Regions from separate parts of the Homo sapiens genome. Here region 1 is linked to region 2. A link is a loop called in an ENCODE intact Hi-C map of the cell type or tissue named here. Cell type or tissue: heart left ventricle. All regions are shown on one strand. Each heading gives the region's core, and the rest is flanking DNA. Links, peaks and the distances in the headings are about the cores only.

The links. Peaks named below come from ENCODE experiments on the same cell type or tissue, not always from the same donor. Only the 100,000 strongest peaks of a DNase experiment are listed, where the experiment ranks them.
Region 1: it touches region 2 in a loop (2.6-fold over the local background); 6 of 110 quality-filtered maps call a loop at or near these places.

The regions. Positions count from the first base shown.
Region 1 is chr3:46,891,009-46,899,327 of GRCh38, reverse strand. It overlaps PTH1R (parathyroid hormone 1 receptor), which reads right to left. Exons shown (of 16, transcript NM_000316.3): 4 at 5,319-5,421; 5 at 3,459-3,593; 6 at 1,363-1,473; 7 at 1,136-1,254; 8 at 856-950; 9 at 471-666; 10 at 1-25. Among named protein-coding and RNA genes, the nearest start is that of PTH1R, 17 kb to the right of the region's middle. RefSeq lists a silencer at 1,392-1,461. In heart left ventricle, for the core only: CTCF peaks have their summits at 3,751, 3,950 (motif pointing right) and 6,816; DNase peaks (open chromatin) are centred at 337, 3,957, 5,987, 6,817 and 5 weaker places; H3K4me3 peaks cover 1,150 bases; H3K27ac peaks cover 651 bases; H3K27me3 peaks cover 1,017 bases.
Region 2 is chr3:46,659,005-46,667,323 of GRCh38, reverse strand. No RefSeq gene overlaps it. Among named protein-coding and RNA genes, the nearest start is that of ALS2CL, 31 kb to the left of the region's middle. RefSeq lists enhancers at 4,308-4,953, 5,934-6,529. In heart left ventricle, for the core only: CTCF peaks have their summits at 3,489 (motif pointing left) and 6,569 (motif pointing right); DNase peaks (open chromatin) are centred at 103, 643, 3,503, 6,303 and 1 weaker place; H3K27ac peaks cover 4,059 bases.

The DNA of each region.
Region 1 (8,319 bases), core at 318-8,317, 230 kb before region 2:
AGGTCACAGCCACCCTGCAGCCCGCCTAAGAGACCAGCTGGTGTTAGTCAGAGGGCAGGGCCTGCCTCCGGGAAGTCAGGGCTGGGCTGGGGGGCTGGGGCGGCAGGAGAGGACAAGTGGTGCCGGCCAAACAGGCCAGGAAGGGGCAGGCTTCGTTTGGGGGGCTCTCTCAGGGGGATGCGGTGTCAGGGGCAGGAGGCAAAGTGAAGAGGTAGAGTGGCTAGAGGGTACTGGGTTGAGGTAGGAGCCTTGATGGCAGCGCGGGGCGTGTGGGACACTCGGAGCCCTTGGCAGCAGGGTCGGCGGCAGAGCTGAGGGTTGCGAGGGACCCTATAAGACGGGTTTGAGTGGCTGAAGCCAGTGGCGCTGGCAGGAGGCGGGCAGGGCGAGGGCCGGGCTGGAGCGGGGCGGGGCGGGGCCCCACGAGGCCAGTGGCGGCACCGGGAGCGGGCGGGCAGAGGGGTACTCACGTAGCCGGCAGCGGCGGTGGCAGGCGGCGGGGGCGCCTGGGCGATGGCGCGCAGCTCCTCCTCGGTGAGGCGCTCAGCCTCATCAAGCGTGGCGCCAGAGTAGAGCACAGCGTCCTTGACGAAGATGCTCACGGCGCGCAGCATGAAGGACAGGAACAGGTGCATGTGGATGTAGTTGCGCGTGCAGTGCAGCCGCCTGCGGGGCGCGCGACATGACCGTGGGTGGGGGCACGGGGACGCGCGGTGGGTGGACAGGAAGCTGGGTTGTGCGCCGTAGGTAGGGACACCCGCCGGGGGTGATGGGTGCAGGGAGGGGGTCGCATCAGACCTCGGCCACCGCCCCCCCTCCACCATGTCCCGCCGCCTCTCGCCCCGCCCCGCCCACCTAAAGTAGGCCAGGATGAGCACAGCTACGGTGAGGGACGCCAGGGACACGGAGTAGCCCACGGTGTAAATCATGCCCAGGCGGTCAAACACCTCCTGTGCGGGGCGGGGGGAGACACAGTCAGAGCCCTGGGACCCAGGGAGAGCATCAGGGTAAGAGCAAGAGGCCAGGGTAAGGTTGCTGGAGGAGTCAAGGTCAGGGGTCAGGGCTGGGTCAGGGGTCACCCGTGGGGTGGGAGTGAATTTATCCTGGTCAGGTTGGGGAGGAGAAAGGCTCGCACCCGTTCACGAGTCTCATTGGTGAGAAATTTGACACACTCGCTGTAGTTGGCCCACGTCCTGTTGTGCCCAGGCACCAGCTCCCAGCTGCCATTGCGGTCACAGCGTCGGTAGGCATGGCCTGCAGGTCCATGGGAGGTCAGGGCCGGCAGGGAGGTCTCGAGGCACTGAACCCCTAGCTCCAAGTCTCAGCCTCCTTGTAATCCCCACCCCTTCCAGCAGGCCTCACCTTTGTGATTGAAGTCATAAATGTAGTCCGGACAGGGCACAGCCACCACCTCACCTGGTGCCCCCAGCGGCCAGCACAGGATGTGGTCCCATTCCGGCAGACAGGGGCGCCCTGTGCCCAGAGACAGACAGGGTAGGGGATACCAAGGGAGAGTCAAGGCCATGATTAGTGACCCAGAAGGATGAATACATCTGTGGTTTGTTTGTTTTTGTTTTTGTTTTGTTTTGTTTTTTTGAGACGGAGTTTCGCTTTTGTTGCTCAGGCTGGAGGGCAATGGCGTGATCTCAGCTCACTGCAACCTCCGCCTCCCAGGTTCAAGCGATTCTCCTGCCTCAGCCTCCCGAGTAGCTGGGATTACAGGCATGCGCCACCATGCCTGGCTAATTTTGTATTTTTAGTAGAGATGGGGTTTCTCCATGTTGGTCAGGCTGGTCTCAAACTCCTGACCTCAGGTGATCTGCCTGCCTCGGCCTCCCAAAGTGCTGGGATTACAGGCATGAGCCACTGCACCCGGCCCATCAGTGGTTGTTGGTTCCTGCAGGGACAGGTGTGCCCCAAGCAGGAAAATTCAGGCTTTGGAGCACTCTGGAGAAAATGTATTTCTGTGGGCTGTACCCACCTCATAGAATTTACTATGGCCTCTGCGATACAGGTACTGGCACTGGCCCCATTTTCCAGATGGGCTGACAGAGGCCAAGAGAGGTAGGCAACTTGCTGAGGTCATACAACACAGGGCCCTGTCCTCTTCAAGTGCTCAGCCCCAGGCCAGGCCTCTCGCCTTTCTCTCTGCTCTTGGAACCACCTTCCAGGTGTCTCTGAAGAAGGGCAAGTACCCAGACTAACTCTCCCTCAGCTGGGAGGCTCCCTGTGTGCCCCTTCCCCTGGGATCATGGACAGGAGGCAGGAGGTCTGGTTTCTAGTGCCAGCTGGACTCCAAGGAGCTGCTGACCTCACGCAGGTGTCCCAAGTCTTTCTATTTCCATTTCCTCATTGGGAAGTTGGGATTAACCACATTGGCCCATGCTTCTACCACCACTCAATGCCTGCCCTGAGTACCTGCTGTGAGACTCCCACGGCCACTGCTGGGGGAGATCGATTCCCCAAATCTAAGTGCTAATGGTGGGATTCAAAGTAGGGTGACATCCCACTTTGGAGCCCCAGCCTCACTGCAGGGAGGCTAAGTGACCTTGGAGGGTCCCCAGCCTCTGTATCTTCCACATTCCACTCCCAGCTTGCAGCCCCCTTCTCTCCCTCTGTAGGGCTCCAACCACAGGACTCTCCAGCCACCCTGGAAGGCTGCCTTGATGGCTGGACCCGCCCTGGCTTGGTGAAAGGCTCTCTGTCCTGGGCGCCATATTCCCAGCCCCACCCAGCCAGGCCCACAATTCCCTCTGGTCCCCAGGGAGCCACAGGGTGACCACAGCCTCCCAGATGTGGCCCATCTGGAATCTGCTGCCCACCCGGCCGGCTGAAACCGGCCCTGTGGCCAAAGCCTGGGCTCTGTCTGCCTTTCCTCATCTGCTTCCCTCCCTTCTCTTCTCCCCTCCTTGTCCCACTGCCTCTGGCCCCACCCTCTGCCACTGCCCTCCTCTCCTTCTCTATTTCTGTGGCCCTATCCACTATGTGTCCCCATGTACCTCCTCTGACACACTGAGCCCAGACTTCAGTGTGTGCCTCCTGGTCCCCTCTATCTCTGTGACTGTCTCTCCCTGCCTCTGTTGATCTCTGTCTCCATGCCTCTCCCCGTCTTTCTCTGTCACTATCTGTCTGTCTTTGTGTATCTCTCCCTGCCTCTCTGTCCCCCAGGGTTCTCTGTCATCTCTCTTTCTCTCCATGGGTGGGACCGTAGCCCTGGGTCCACTCTTGGTGTGGTGCTGGAGAGTTCTCTGTTCATCTCTTTCTGAGGCCTGAGCCATCTAGCTCCCCTTCCTTCCCACTACACTCTGTCTTCTCCCAGCCCCTTGCCTGGGGATGTGGCTGCAGCCTTTTACTTTCTATAAGAGCCAAGAAGCATGAGCTCACATCAGAGGGACAGTGCAATGGGGGTGGGTGGATCCAAGCCCATGCCAGCTGGATGCATGGAAGCAGAGACGTACCTCGGTACCTGCTGCCAGTGGGTGCCTCCTTGTCCTCCTCAGACTCAGGGTAGAGCTTCCCAGATGCCTTATCTTTCCTGGGCTTCCCTGATGTGGACGCAGATGTCCATCCCTTGTCTGATTCCATTATGCTGGCTGGAGAAACCAGGGTGGTAATGATGGCTGTCAGCTGTGCTACAACAGGAGACCCAGGGTACTCTTTGGCCTCAGACTCCCCCTTTGTACAATGGGGGGGTTGTCTCCTGCCCTGGTGACACCTAGGCTGTTGGGAGATCTGAGACGATGGGTGAGGAGGTGTTTAACAAAGTGTAAAGTGCTTGCCAGGTGAAGTAATAAGAGGAGGTGGAGATTGTCCCCCAGGGTTGGAATGGGAGTGCAGGATCAGCTAGTGGGGTGAGCACTAAACTGGGCAAGACAGAGCAGAGGTGGTATCCTCCCACCCAGGAGTCAGGAGTGGGTGGGGGCCAAGGCCACGCAGCAGTGAAGGCCCCACCAGGGGGCGCACGGTGAAAGCAGACAGAGTGGGTGATGTCAATGGACAGGTTACATAGCGAAAATTAAGTCTGGCCTGAGTGCTGTGCAGGTAAAGAAGCTGGTGGTGAGAAGACAAGAGCAAGGTGGTACAGTCAAGAGTGGACAGAGAAGACCACCCCATCCCCTGCCCTGGATCCTCAAGTATGTGGTTCACAGCTTCCACAGTGGCCGTTGAGATGCCTAATCTGAGATGGAGCCTGGCCTCTCTTCTCATTGGAGAGATGCTGGACGTTTTTTTTTTTTGTTTGTTTGTTTTTTTTGTTTTTTTTTTTGAGACAAGGTCTCCCTCTATCGCCCAGCCTGGAGTGCAGTGACATGATCACAAATTACTGCAGCCTCAAATTCCTGTGCTCAAGTGATCCTCCCACCTTAGCCTCCCCTATAGCTGGGACTACAGGTGTGCACCACCATACCTCGCTAATTTTTAAATTTTTTTTTTAGAGATGGGGTCTCACTATGTTGCCCAGGCTGGAGAGGTCTTTCTTCCTAGCCACAAAGTCTTCCTCATTTTCTGACTTGTATTCCTTCAGCCACCGCCCAAGCTAGGCCCCCCTGGTCCTTACATGTCGGGTCTGTGGCAATGATGGGAAGCTGAGTCCAAGCAGCCTGGACTGGGATGAGAATGACTGTGCTCATTTTCCTGCCTCCACCCTCGGGCCTCAGTGTGGGGATGTGGGTAGCAGGGTGGGGTACAGTAGGAAGCGAGAGGCTCCATGGTGGATGATGAGGGGCAAAGAGAGGCTCCTCCAGGCTTTCACAATTAAGAAGAGGGGCTGGGTTCAGGACCCAGAATGAGGGGGCCCATCTGACCCCCCAGATCTCGATGTGACTGGGAGCCACTGTTGGGGCTGGCATCGGTGGGGCTGTGACTGCAGAGACCATGTGAGTCTCTGTGAGTGTGAGCAAAATCTGTGTGCCACAGAGTGTGTTTGTCATTGTGTGCTTGTGTTCTGGGCGATCACCAGCCTCAACCCCTGCAGAACCCTAAGGGCTTGTCAGGGGAGGAAGCGGCTCCTCTCCTTCAGTCAGTTGGGGTCTGGGCCTCTTCAGTTGATGAGATTAACCCGACAGCTATCAGTCTGAGTGCTGGTTGTGGGCAACACAGGGACCTGAGCTCGAGACTTAGGACAAGCCATGGATGCCCGAGCCTGCTGACTCCACTCTTGCACCACGCACCCCACTTTGGTTCTCACTTTGGCCTGGCCCCCTTTACCTAAGTCCGCCCCCACAGAGAGCCTTCACCTGGCTCTGTATCCTGGGTCCCGCCCTTGACTGGCCCCTCCCTCACCTGACCTCATCCCCAGACCCTCTTCCTTTGACCCCCACCTGGCCTCTGCAGGACCTCCTTGAGCCGTTTTTCGCACTGGGCCTGAGCACGGTGCAGCAGGAAGATCTGTTCCTCTTTAGTCATGACGTCATCTGCATCCACCTGCCAAGCCGAAGGTCAGACCACAGGCAGGACTTTCCGGCGCAGCAGCAGGTCCCAGAGACATCCCAATTTCCCAGAGGGACTACCCCCTTTCAAAAGGCCCTGACTCTAGAGGGAAGGTGGGATTTCCCCTGCATGTGGGGAATCTGCTCTATGGAGCTCACACCTTACAGATGGGAAGCTGTGGCTCTGAGGGGTAGGGCCTGCCTGATCGAAGGGAAAAAGCAGGGGCTCTCTCCTGCCTGCCCGCCAGTAACCCTGTAGGCTGCAGTCACTGATATTCTCTGTCCAGTCCTTTCCCCAGGGGTACATGGGACTGGAATGGAATGTCCCAGGATGGATCCACACAGGATCCTGGCTGCCTGCTGGGGACATGAGTCGGGGGCAGGGGGTGGATAAGGAGTGGTGAACTGTGGGGAGACAAACCCAGCCTGGAGTCCTTCAAGTCCTGGCACCCTGGGGGGTCTTGGGAGTCACCAGTTTCCATCTTGGCCCAGCTCCCCAGTCAATGCTGTCCCCAGTGAACGGTGAGTGCCTCAATGCCTCCCCTCCTTACAATCCCAAGAGAGAGAAAGAGAGGATGGAGGAACTGTTGGCATGCGGCCTGGGTTGGGCTGGGCACTCTGGTGCTGGCTGGGGGTGGGAGTCCCTCTCATTCCACTGCTTATCTGGGAGCTCCCTCCATCCAGACTCGGAGTTCTGATGACACTCAGGCCCTCACTCCTGCTGTTCTCTGCCTGGAATGTCCTTTCCCTTCCCTCCAACCTGCACACCCTGGGCCCTGGCTGCCACCCACCGGGACTCACTGGCCTCATTATAAGAAAGGAAATGAAATATCATGCGGGTGGAGGCTCACCCAGAGCAGGTGGCTGCTGAGGGGTCTCAGCCTCTGTCCTCTGACTTGGGAGCAGCCTGGTGTGCCTAGCCCAGCCATTCCCGTGAATGTGACCCGCAGAGGTTAAGGCGGTCTCTGAAACCTCCCCAGGGCGGGGCTGTGAAGCCCTCAGCCCCATCCCTCTTAATTCAGGGTCGTGTTTCCTCAGACCCCTGGGCAGGGGTATGTCCCCTGAGACGACCCCCTCCATCCCTACCCCAGAAGGCTACGTCTCCTCAGCTCCGCGGCAGAGCTGCATCCTTCAGACGCGCCAAGGCGGGGCCGGGGCCCTGCAGTCCGAGCATGGCTGTGAAGGGCGGGAGGACCCAGAGGAGGCAGGGGAGGAAGAAGGCGGGTCGGGCATGGGGCGGGCACCGGCGAGAGGGGCGGGCAGGCCGGGTCAGAGAGCCTGGCTGCAGGGAGAAGTTAATTGACCGCGTCTCTTGGCGGCAGCAGCGAGGGCTTCCAGGGCCAAGGAGTCTCCAATTGGCTCGGCCGGCCTTGGGTTCTGCTGGTTCCACTTAGCGGAGCCGCGTGCGCGTCCCTGTGCGTGCGCGCGCGAGTGGCAGCGCATTCTCGAGTGGCCGGCGCGTGCACTTGTGTGTGCCCGTCCGTGCGCGTTCTCACATGGAGACTGTCCAGCCTGTCAGTATGGGACGCGAGCCGGACGTGTTTGTGAGCATGCACGTGCACATGTATTTCTGGGCATAGGGCGGCGTGTGTGCGTCTGTGAGTGAGGCGGCAGCTCCTTAGCCTTTGCGTCTGTGGGTGGCCCGTGCTTCTGGTGTCTCTGGGGGCTGAGGTGGACCCTGAGATCTCCGCTGGTACTATGGACCCCAGGAAGGGCTGGAGCAGATCCTCACGTGCTGGCGGCTGGCCTAAGCTCCTCTATCCTAGTCTCTTTGCTTCCCCAGCTATGGCTGAGCTGGCTGGGGCAGAGGTAGACACAGAATGATGGGATGGCTTAAGGGAGGACAAGTTGGACTTGCCAGGATCCAGGGGCCTCCAAGACTAACCTGAAGCTCTCCCTGTGCCTCTGACATGGGGGATCCATGCTGGTGAGGGGGCTGATCCCTGTCCACCTCACTCCATTTACAGCACCCATTAACTACCATTTCCATCGTTGCTGCTAGTACCTCCATCAATAACCATCATTACTGTCACTAACACCAACACCAGCATCACCAGTCCCTCCCAGTACTACCACCACCACCACTGGCATCACCGTTACCACCATGAGCACTACTGTAACCATCCATATAACCACCATCACCACCATCTGCACCATCACAACTGGTACATCACCAGCACCAGCACCACTGCCACCACCTCCAGCATCACCAAGGCAACATTAGCACCATCAGCAATACTGCCACCTGCCCAACAACTACCATCTACACTGCCTTTGCCATCTTGTTGTCTTACCCCCTCCCCACTATCCTTCTTCTTCTGCCACCTCCACCCCTCTCAAGACAAACCCATTGTGCTGTATTTTCTCCAGCTGATGGAGAGCTCTGGAGTGACTGACGGAGGCTCCCACACATCCTTAGAGACTTGCTGACTCCCTGGGCCTCCCAACAGACAGACCAGCCTACTGATATGACTGGGGGTCACCCCTGATGGCCTAGACTGCAGGCAGGCAGTCATGGGTTGAAAACTGAGTGGCCATTGGGCAGCCTGACCACCGAAAGCTGACCAACACACCCCTCACTGGCTCAAGGAATTGGCTCAGCCTCTACCTCCAGCTGTTGGCTTCACCTTCTCCATGGCCAGGAGGAGGCACACCCCTTTTTCTGGAGTTGGGATGTTCAGGAGAGGGAAAGATATGTGCTTCCAGCACGCATGACTCCCACACTCCTTCATTCATCCATAGGGGTGGTGGCCCCACCTCTGGCCTCCCTGAACTTTAGGACCTATTTATCTGTTAGCACAGCCATTGCAACAAGAATAACTCATGTTAAAGTTAAGGAAGCACTTTCCCAAGAAGAGGAGGACAACCCCACACCAAGTGCGCTACCCCTCCA
Region 2 (8,319 bases), core at 69-8,068:
GCCCTGTTCCCTGTCTGGAGTATGGTCTGGAACAGCTGCCCCACAGTGGGAGCTGGCAGGCATCTGAGGGACCCGAGTGCTGACCAAGCCTCTGTTCATTCACACCACCCCCGAGGATGCTGGAGCCAGTGCGTGAGCAGGGTGCCCACTGTGCATGCCCCTTGCCTACTGCAGCTCCAGAGAAGGCTGGAGGGATGCTGAGGCCAGAGGGGTGACCAGGGGCTGCTGGAGAGGTGCTTAGTGTCACTGTGTGAGTGAAGCAGATGCTCACTAGTAGGGCCCTAAGGAGGGCCCCAGGACCTCAGCTGTCACTCTCCCAGAGGGACGGCTGACCACTGGGGCCCAGCAGGGGACAGGGGCTGCCCTCTTATGGGCACCTGGGAAAGGATAAGGCGAGGGTCTGGGTTAAAGTCAGTGTGAGGGATACAATTAGGGATTAGGGTTGAAGTCAGGGTCAGTGTCAAGTTAGATTTAGGGACTGGAGTGAGAATGAGGGTCAAGGTCAAGCTCAGATCGGGTCAGGGCTTTTCTGGTTGGCTTTGTCAAGGGTTGTACAGACACGTACTCTGGTGTTTACTCTTGCTGCGGGCGAGAACCTGGGATGGGGTCCAGGCTGCCAGGTCTTGGTCTCTCTGGGACCTTGGCCAAGTCCTTTTCCTAACTGGGTCCTGTTTGTTGTCTGTAAGCAAAGGAGCTGCCCAGACACCCTGTTCTGCCATGAGGAGCACCCTTTGCTGTGAAGGGCAGGCAAGAGATGCCGCTTGGGCTCTGGATGCACTGAAGAGGACCCACGTGCGGGCTAAGCACTTTATGGGCTTTATCTCAACTTCCTCATGACCAAAGCCCCAGGAGTCACAACCCAGGAAACCTAGGCCCTCAGGAGCAAGCAGAAACACACACTCTGTCCCCAATAAACAGGGGGCTGAGTAGCTATGATGGACTGGACCCACACGGCCTCATACCAGAGCCCAGGTGCCAGCTGGGTGACTGCACGACTCCAGCACTACCAGGTGCAGAGCTGGAGCCCAGGTGTTTGGCCACCTGTCCCTGTTCCTTGCCTTCAAGACAGGCAAGTTTCTCCCAAAGTGATCTTCTCATATGCCCCCTGGCTGAGGCCTGGCCCCTCATGTCCAAAAGTATTTGGGAGGAGGTGGAAATGAGGGAGTGCGGTCTAGTCATCAGGGTCAGGTGGAGGATGATAGGTCCAGTGGCTCATTAAATTCAGAGCAGTAGCTATGATCTGTGAAAAGCACACAAGAGAGTGTTTGGTTTGTTTGTTCGTTTGTTTTGGCAGTAGGGTACCAGCGATAATAAGATGAGGCCAAGGGAGGCCTCATCAGTGTCTGGAAAATTAATCATGTTTCATTGCTTTGGCGGGGGCTGTCTTGCCTCCAAAGTCAACAGTCCTCAGTTGAGGCTCTCTTGAGAGAATGGGTGTCCAGGAGTTAGACTGAGGGCAGTGGTAATGGTCTGGGACAAGGTGACCACAGCATTCTGAGACGACAGGTGGGCCAGGTGTCCTGCAGGCGAGAGCCAAAAGACGCTAATGGTCTGGCCTCTCTATGCCTCCGGGAGCCTAGGGTGTTCCTTCTCCTCCAGCAGAGCTGCTCCGCTTTTCGAAATCCTCACTATTCCTAACCCACAGTGTTCTTCTGGAGGTGATTACTATGTATCACCCCAGACGTGCGGGCTGCGCCAGCGGCACTCTTAGGAGTGATCACGCCTGAGATAATGATCATGATCATTATCATCAATATCCACAACTGCCCAGCGCTCGCACGCAGAGCCAGGAGGTAAGAGTGACCGGATTAGCATCTCCCACACCAACCCCCACCTTGCAGCCCACGGGTCAGTAGCCCGGGTTCCTCCATGCAGGGATGGAGGTGGGCAGAGAAGAGTGAGGAGGATGAATTATGCAGCAGGGTCTCTCACAGCCAGTGTGGGTCTTTTCTTATTCCCCCTCCCTACCTCATAACTAAATATTTTATTTAAATGAATGGTACCTTCCTGGAGAATTGCCACAATTAGAGTCCACTTATCTTTTCAGTTTTTTTTTTTTTAGTTCATCTTTTAAGTCACCTGCTGTCTGTGGGTGGTAGGCGACATGAAATGTCCCACACAGCAGCCCTCAGATAGCTGCCTATTGCTGGTTCTCTTGGCTATGAGGGCGGCATCATTGTCCGACTGGATGTGCTCCAGGAGTTCAGATATGCAGCAGTACATTTAGGACTTGTCAAGCAGCACGGCCCACGTTCCCCGCAGATGGGAATTGCTGCATCTACGGTCGTCAGCACCCAGTGGTGCTCCTGGCAGAAGGGGAAGGGGTCCGTGGAGTCTGTTTTCCAGGACTGGCCAGGTCAGTGTACTGGAGTGCACAGGTCGCTGTGTGCACTGGAGTCACTTTGTCCCTTGACTGTGGAGCTGGTACACTTGCAGGCTTGCTTGGCCTCATGTGCTGGCCTCACTAGGCTTTGACGTGGGCCCCAGTCCTGAGCTATGGACAGATGGCCAGGCCTCGTGTGATGGTGTATCCAGGTGGCTCTGATGCTTACCTGGGCTATGCAGAATTGGTCAGCTTATTGGTTTCACTGACGTTCACTGCCAAGGGGTCCTTTTCACTGGGTTTTCAGAGGCCCTGGGCCCTGTGCAATCTGAAGCCTAATGTTTGTCCCAACCAGGGTTGGGACTTGACATCCAGTTGTTCCATTGTCAAGTGCCAGACCACATGGTCAGCCCACTGGCTGTGAACTTTGGTGGGGGCTGTTTCCAGGGCAAGAACCATAGCCTGCACCACTGCCCCTGGCCAGACTTCTTTCTTCATATGCAGCTTTCATCAGTGTTTTCTGTGGGTCCTGTAGCTTGGCTGATCTGTCTGTGAATCAGGCCCAGGCCTCCTCAGGGACTGCGCTGTGGTGAAGTTCACAAGGAGCCTGAGGTGCTGGTGCAGACCCCAGGTCTGGGGTAGCTGCCCCTGGCGGGTGATTGCCACTTTTTCAGGCTGATGGGAGATTCCATTGATGCCTGGCTTCCTCCTTTCTTGGCTGTCCCCCTGTCATTTGATGACAGACATTTGCTGGGCAGTGTCCACTGTGTTGGTGTCTTTCCTCCAGACCCACCCTATAAGGGTCTGCCTGGGAGGAACCATGCATGGGGAGCTCTACCCTCAGTGTCTACCTACACCCAGCTGCAAGTCAGTAATTACCACTCGAGGGGGTGTGCTGGGCCCTGTCTGTCAAGTCACTGCTGTACTCAGAACACCAGGGGTCACCTTTGTTGACTGCCAGCATCCTGCTGCAACTGGCTCCAGGCTGAGTAATTGTCCGCCACGCACACTCATAATTTTCAAGGCTCTTCAGGACTAATTGGCTGGGGAGGGCAGTCCGCACAGCTGCTGGATGGTTTCCTTACGCACCTCTTCCTCTACAGCTCTTTAGTGCTGTGGCCCCTGCCCTCTTCTATTCTATGCTGCTTTACTGCCATCAAGTGGCTGGGCAGGTGAAGCCTGGTGGGCTCCCAGGTGTGTGCTTGTCCCACCGGCCACTGTCCTAACTGTGGCCCTTCCCCTGTGGGAGCAGACCTTGCAGTCAGGAGTCACAGCATCGGCTGATGTGCAGAGCTGCTCTCTCCTTCCAGGCCCCCGACCCAGCCTCCTCCTCTATTTCATCCTGTCTGGTTTTGTTTTTGTTTTCATTTTTACATCTCCCTGAGCCCAAGAACTCTCTGGACATCAGGAGGGGCAGCATTTGGTTGGCTGGTTTCAATTCTTCCTCTTGCTACTCAGCCTGCAAACATTCCTCAGGAGGTAGGACAGAGGGGTACCCTGTTCCCCTCCTCTCACCCTCCCTGGGTGACAGCATGCCTGGGCGATCCTGGGGTCTTCCACATCTCTTCATTTGGTCGGCCACGTGGGCCTCTTCTGTCTTCTCTCCAGAAAGGCATTGTACCCTTACTGGCCCCACGTTTGGGACCAATTTATCAAACTGTGAAGCAATTTCCAAGCGACAGCGTGGGTGGCTACATGACTGCAGCTGCTGGTGGATTTGGCGCACTTCCATGCATCCAGCCAGGGATGAGACAATGAGCCCACGTGGATTTAGACAGTTTATTATTTACAAGAACAGCAGAAGCAAAATGGGCAGGAGGTCAGCTCCCTTGTCCCTCATCCCACAGTCTGACTCTGACCCGGAGGGATCGGATGACAGTGTGAGCAGAGGGTCACTCAGCCATTTAGGAGCTGCCTCCATATTACAGCCAAACAATTTTGTAGCCTGCAGCTGAGAAAGACCTCTCAGTGGCTTCTCCCAAGTCTTAGCTCCCCTGGCTGCAGGAGGAATTGTAGGGCATTCAGCCGAGACACAGGTTGGACCGCAGCTGAGCCTTGCTTATGTGGCCTGCGTGGATACGCGCAAGATTCCCAGGGAGTCGTGCAGAGTCACAGACCATTCTCCACTCCGTTTCCTAATGGAGATCTGACACCCTCCCTCACCCATCTTCAGAGCTTCCCTTCATCCCTGGTCAGGCCCTGATTGAGAGTGCACCCCTCAGTGCTGAGCACTCTGATCTGGGATTCCTCCCTCCTCGTCCACACCTCTGTTCCATCAGCACCTCTGTCAGCCCGAAGGCAACATGGGTCTTGGGCACATCTGCTTCTCTCCGTGCCCATGCACACCCTTCTCCAGGCCCTGGTCCCCTCCCAGCTGGACACCTCCTGCCCCAGCCTCCTCCCTGGTCTTCCTGCTGCCTCTCCCGCCCCCATCCCAGCCAGGTGCCAACACTGCAGCCAGAGGCAGCTTCGTGAAATCAACCCTGCTGACATCCCTCCATGGCTTCCCAGTGCCTAGAATCAATCCAGCCTCTTTCTCTTGACTCACAGGCCCGGTCCCTGGGGTCGCCCTGGAATCCCTCTGCCAGCCCCTCATGACTCCTACCCCCTTTCCTCTCTGTGCTCTCGTCACTCTTGCCACCTGTCTTGATGCTCCTGGAGCCCCCTGAGCCTCTCCCACCTCATGGCCCTGCACTGGTGTCCTCCTCCTGGCCCTCACTCTCCCTGGAGCAGTCTCATTCTTGTCCTTCAGGTTCCAGGCTAAACAGTGCTTCCCACGAGAGGCTTCCCTGACCCGCGGTTTGCCGCCTCTGCCCTCTCCCTGTATCCTGTCATTGAGCACGTTTTGTCCTCACTGACACCCTCTCCTGGCTAAATCCCCCACTCCTTGCTGGACTGGGTGCCTGGGGAGGGCAGGGAGAGGCCTCCTCTGTCTTGGTCACTACTTCATCCCCAGGGCCTTGAACTGTGCTCTGCACAAGATCCATTAAGTGAATGAATCACAACAATGAGGCTGCAGCTCCCCAGCACCTTCTATGCCCTCCCCCTCCCCATCTAATCTAGTTTAGTGAATGGAACAGCGGGGGATTCAAGGCAGCTGTTGCTCCTCAGTGTGGCGCTAGTTGGGGAGTTAGAGGGAAGAGTTCAGTTTGACTCCAGGACAGGGCTTGAATAATTCAGAACACTGTTTTTTTTTCTTTTGCCACAGAGTCTCACTCTGCTGCCCAGGCTGAAGTGCAATGGCATGATCTCTACTCACTGCAACCTCTGCCTCCCAGGTTCAAGTGATTCTCCTGTCTCAGCCTCCCAAGTAGCTGGGATTACAGGCATGCACCACCTGGATAATTTTTGTATTTTTAGTAAAGACAGTGTTTCACCATGTTGACCAGGCTTGTCCTGAACTCCTGACCTCAAGTGATCCACCCACCTCAGCCTCCCAAAGTGCTGGGATTACAGGCATGAGCTACCACACCTGGCCCAGAACATTATTGATGACACCCCTGAGGCTGGGGAGCCATGACCCTGCCCCTTTAAGGACCCTGCTCCGAACTGAAACAGTAACACACATCCATGAGCTAGGACAGGGAAGAGAATGACAAGGACTCTAAACCACCCAGCAGTGAAATTTCCAATGGAAATAAGACCCACTGGGCCCCTCTGTGTTGGGGGTGGAGTGGGGGAGGGCAGCACTCCTGGAGACTCAGATCGGTTTTCAGGTTGTTTGCCCCAGCACTAAGCCGAGAAGTGAGCAAGGAGGGTTTGAAGCTTCAAGTCCACACCCAAGGTCTGCTCAGTGGGAAATCCTTCATCCCTGAACCCACCAGCAATTCCAGACCCAGGGGTGAAGGGAGGTGCAGGTGAGGGTGAGTATAACATGTGGCTTTTCCTGGAGGGCAGGGAACAGGAGTGGGAAGTCAGAGCTTGGGCAACGGGGACCGAGCTGCAGGGCCATGTGACCTAGTGCCCCAGGGGATTTGGCTGTCTTCCTTGGCTCCCGGAGCTCAGAGCAGTGCTGCAGCTCATGCCAGGGCATGTGAAGACAGAGCTAACTGGAGTGCATGGGGTGCCTTTGGGTGGAGGTTGCTGATGGCTGGGACAGATGCACCCTGCCCACTGTCTCCTCTGGGGACAGTGACATCTTTCCCTGCTCTGATAGCTTGAAAGGACCTGCATGGCTGAGCTGCCCAGGGGAGCATTGAGGTGCTTCCTCTGTGTCCTGAGGAGCCAGGTGCTCTCTGCACCCCCAGCTGCTGGAGCCCAGAGGGTGGCAGCCTGGAGCTGGGGCAGCGGTGCCTGGTGCAGTGAGGACTCGGTCTGTGTGGCCTGGTTAGCACAGGACCATGAGGAAGGGGTGAGGACCATCAATAAGAGGCCATCTCCAAGGCCTGCCTTCAGAGGCAAGCTCTTCTCTCCCACACAATTGCTTTGATCCTCGTGGGAAATGTGGTGGACCCTTTTAAGGGGCGGCAGAGAGCACTGGAGGAGAGAGAAAGGGGCCAGCAGGCACATGGGAGATACCTTGACCTCAGGGAACCACTGTTTCAAACCAGAAAGGATCTTTTATACCTTGCTGTCATGCAGCCAAACCAGGCGGACATACGAGCAAGCAGGTGCACCCACGCATCTGTACATGAGCAGTGCGGACAAGTGGCTGCAGGAGGCCCCCGGCCTGTCTCAGGCACTAGCACAGGACTATTCATCACTGGTTCCTGCATTTCTTTCAGGTTTGGCCAAGGCATCCCCAGGGACAAGCACGGATGACAGCAGGTGAGCTGAAATCAACCTGTGCTTACACAGTGAGTCTTGCCAGTGCCTCTGAGGAAAGATGACCTTGGGGAAGTGAGTGGTCATTGGTTTCCTGTGTGCCCGGTCCTTCTGGAGAAAGAGTCTGCAAAACATGCCTAGTCTGTGTGGTCACAGCAGGAAGAGGGCAGAGGTGGGGGCCCTGTCTTAGCAGACAGCACCATGAAACTGGATCTTGAAGAATGAATTTGCCAGAGGGAGGAATGGCTTGCCTGGCAGGGGGGAAGGCAGAGTCAAAGGCCCAGAGGTAGAAGGGCATGACTTTCCAGAATGCAGAGAGCTGGGAAATGAGTTGCAGGGAGGTCAGGCAAACCCCAAGTGAGAAAGACTTTCAAAACCTGCAGGGGCATTTCCCCATATCCCCTAATGTTCAGCCTCTCAGTATTTTTTTTTCTGCCCTGGTGGTGGCTTTCAAACATATCCACCAATTCTTCCACACTCTCCCCATCAAGACACAGAGGCCACGAACCTCACCTTAAACCACAGCCCTTAATGATTACAGCAGGAGAGAGCCGAGTGCCTTCTGAGGCTGCTTATAGAAAGCCACATAGGTCCTGCCAGTTCTCCTGGGATCCTTGTTCTGGGAGCCTTTAACCATCATGCTGGGAGTCTGGCAGCCCTGAGCTGCTGTGTGGGGACGCCTCAGAGAGAGAGACCCAATAGGCCCAGCCTATCCAGCATCCAGTGCCTGGAGTCTTACCAGCCCAGACACTGGGCGCGTGAGTGAGGACACTCGCGTGTGACTGCAGCCTCCATGGACTGGAACCTTAGAGATGCCCCCAGGCAACAGCTGCCTAGCAGCCCAGTCAGCCCCAGATTCCTGAGCAAAATAAACCTCGGCTATTGTTTCAAGCCATTGTTTTGGGATGGCTTTTTAGTGCAGCACTAGGTAAACGGAACAGTCCTTGCCAAACCTACTATTCATCATTTAACTTTTAGAGTTTTTCTATACTTCTACTTAAAAATGGGAATCTGTTAAAATGGGAAACTTCATATCCCTGTGTACGTGGAAATCCAGCATCAATGACCGTAAACGGAAGACAATTCTATAAACACAGAGGAAAAAAATGCATGTGTTTGGTTTCTACACAGATGCTGCTGTCTCTTGGGGCCTGCACCTCGGCAGAGGCTGATTCCAGCTTGCAGTTCTCCGCCACTTGCAGGTGCGGCATTGAAATCATTCCTTGGTATTA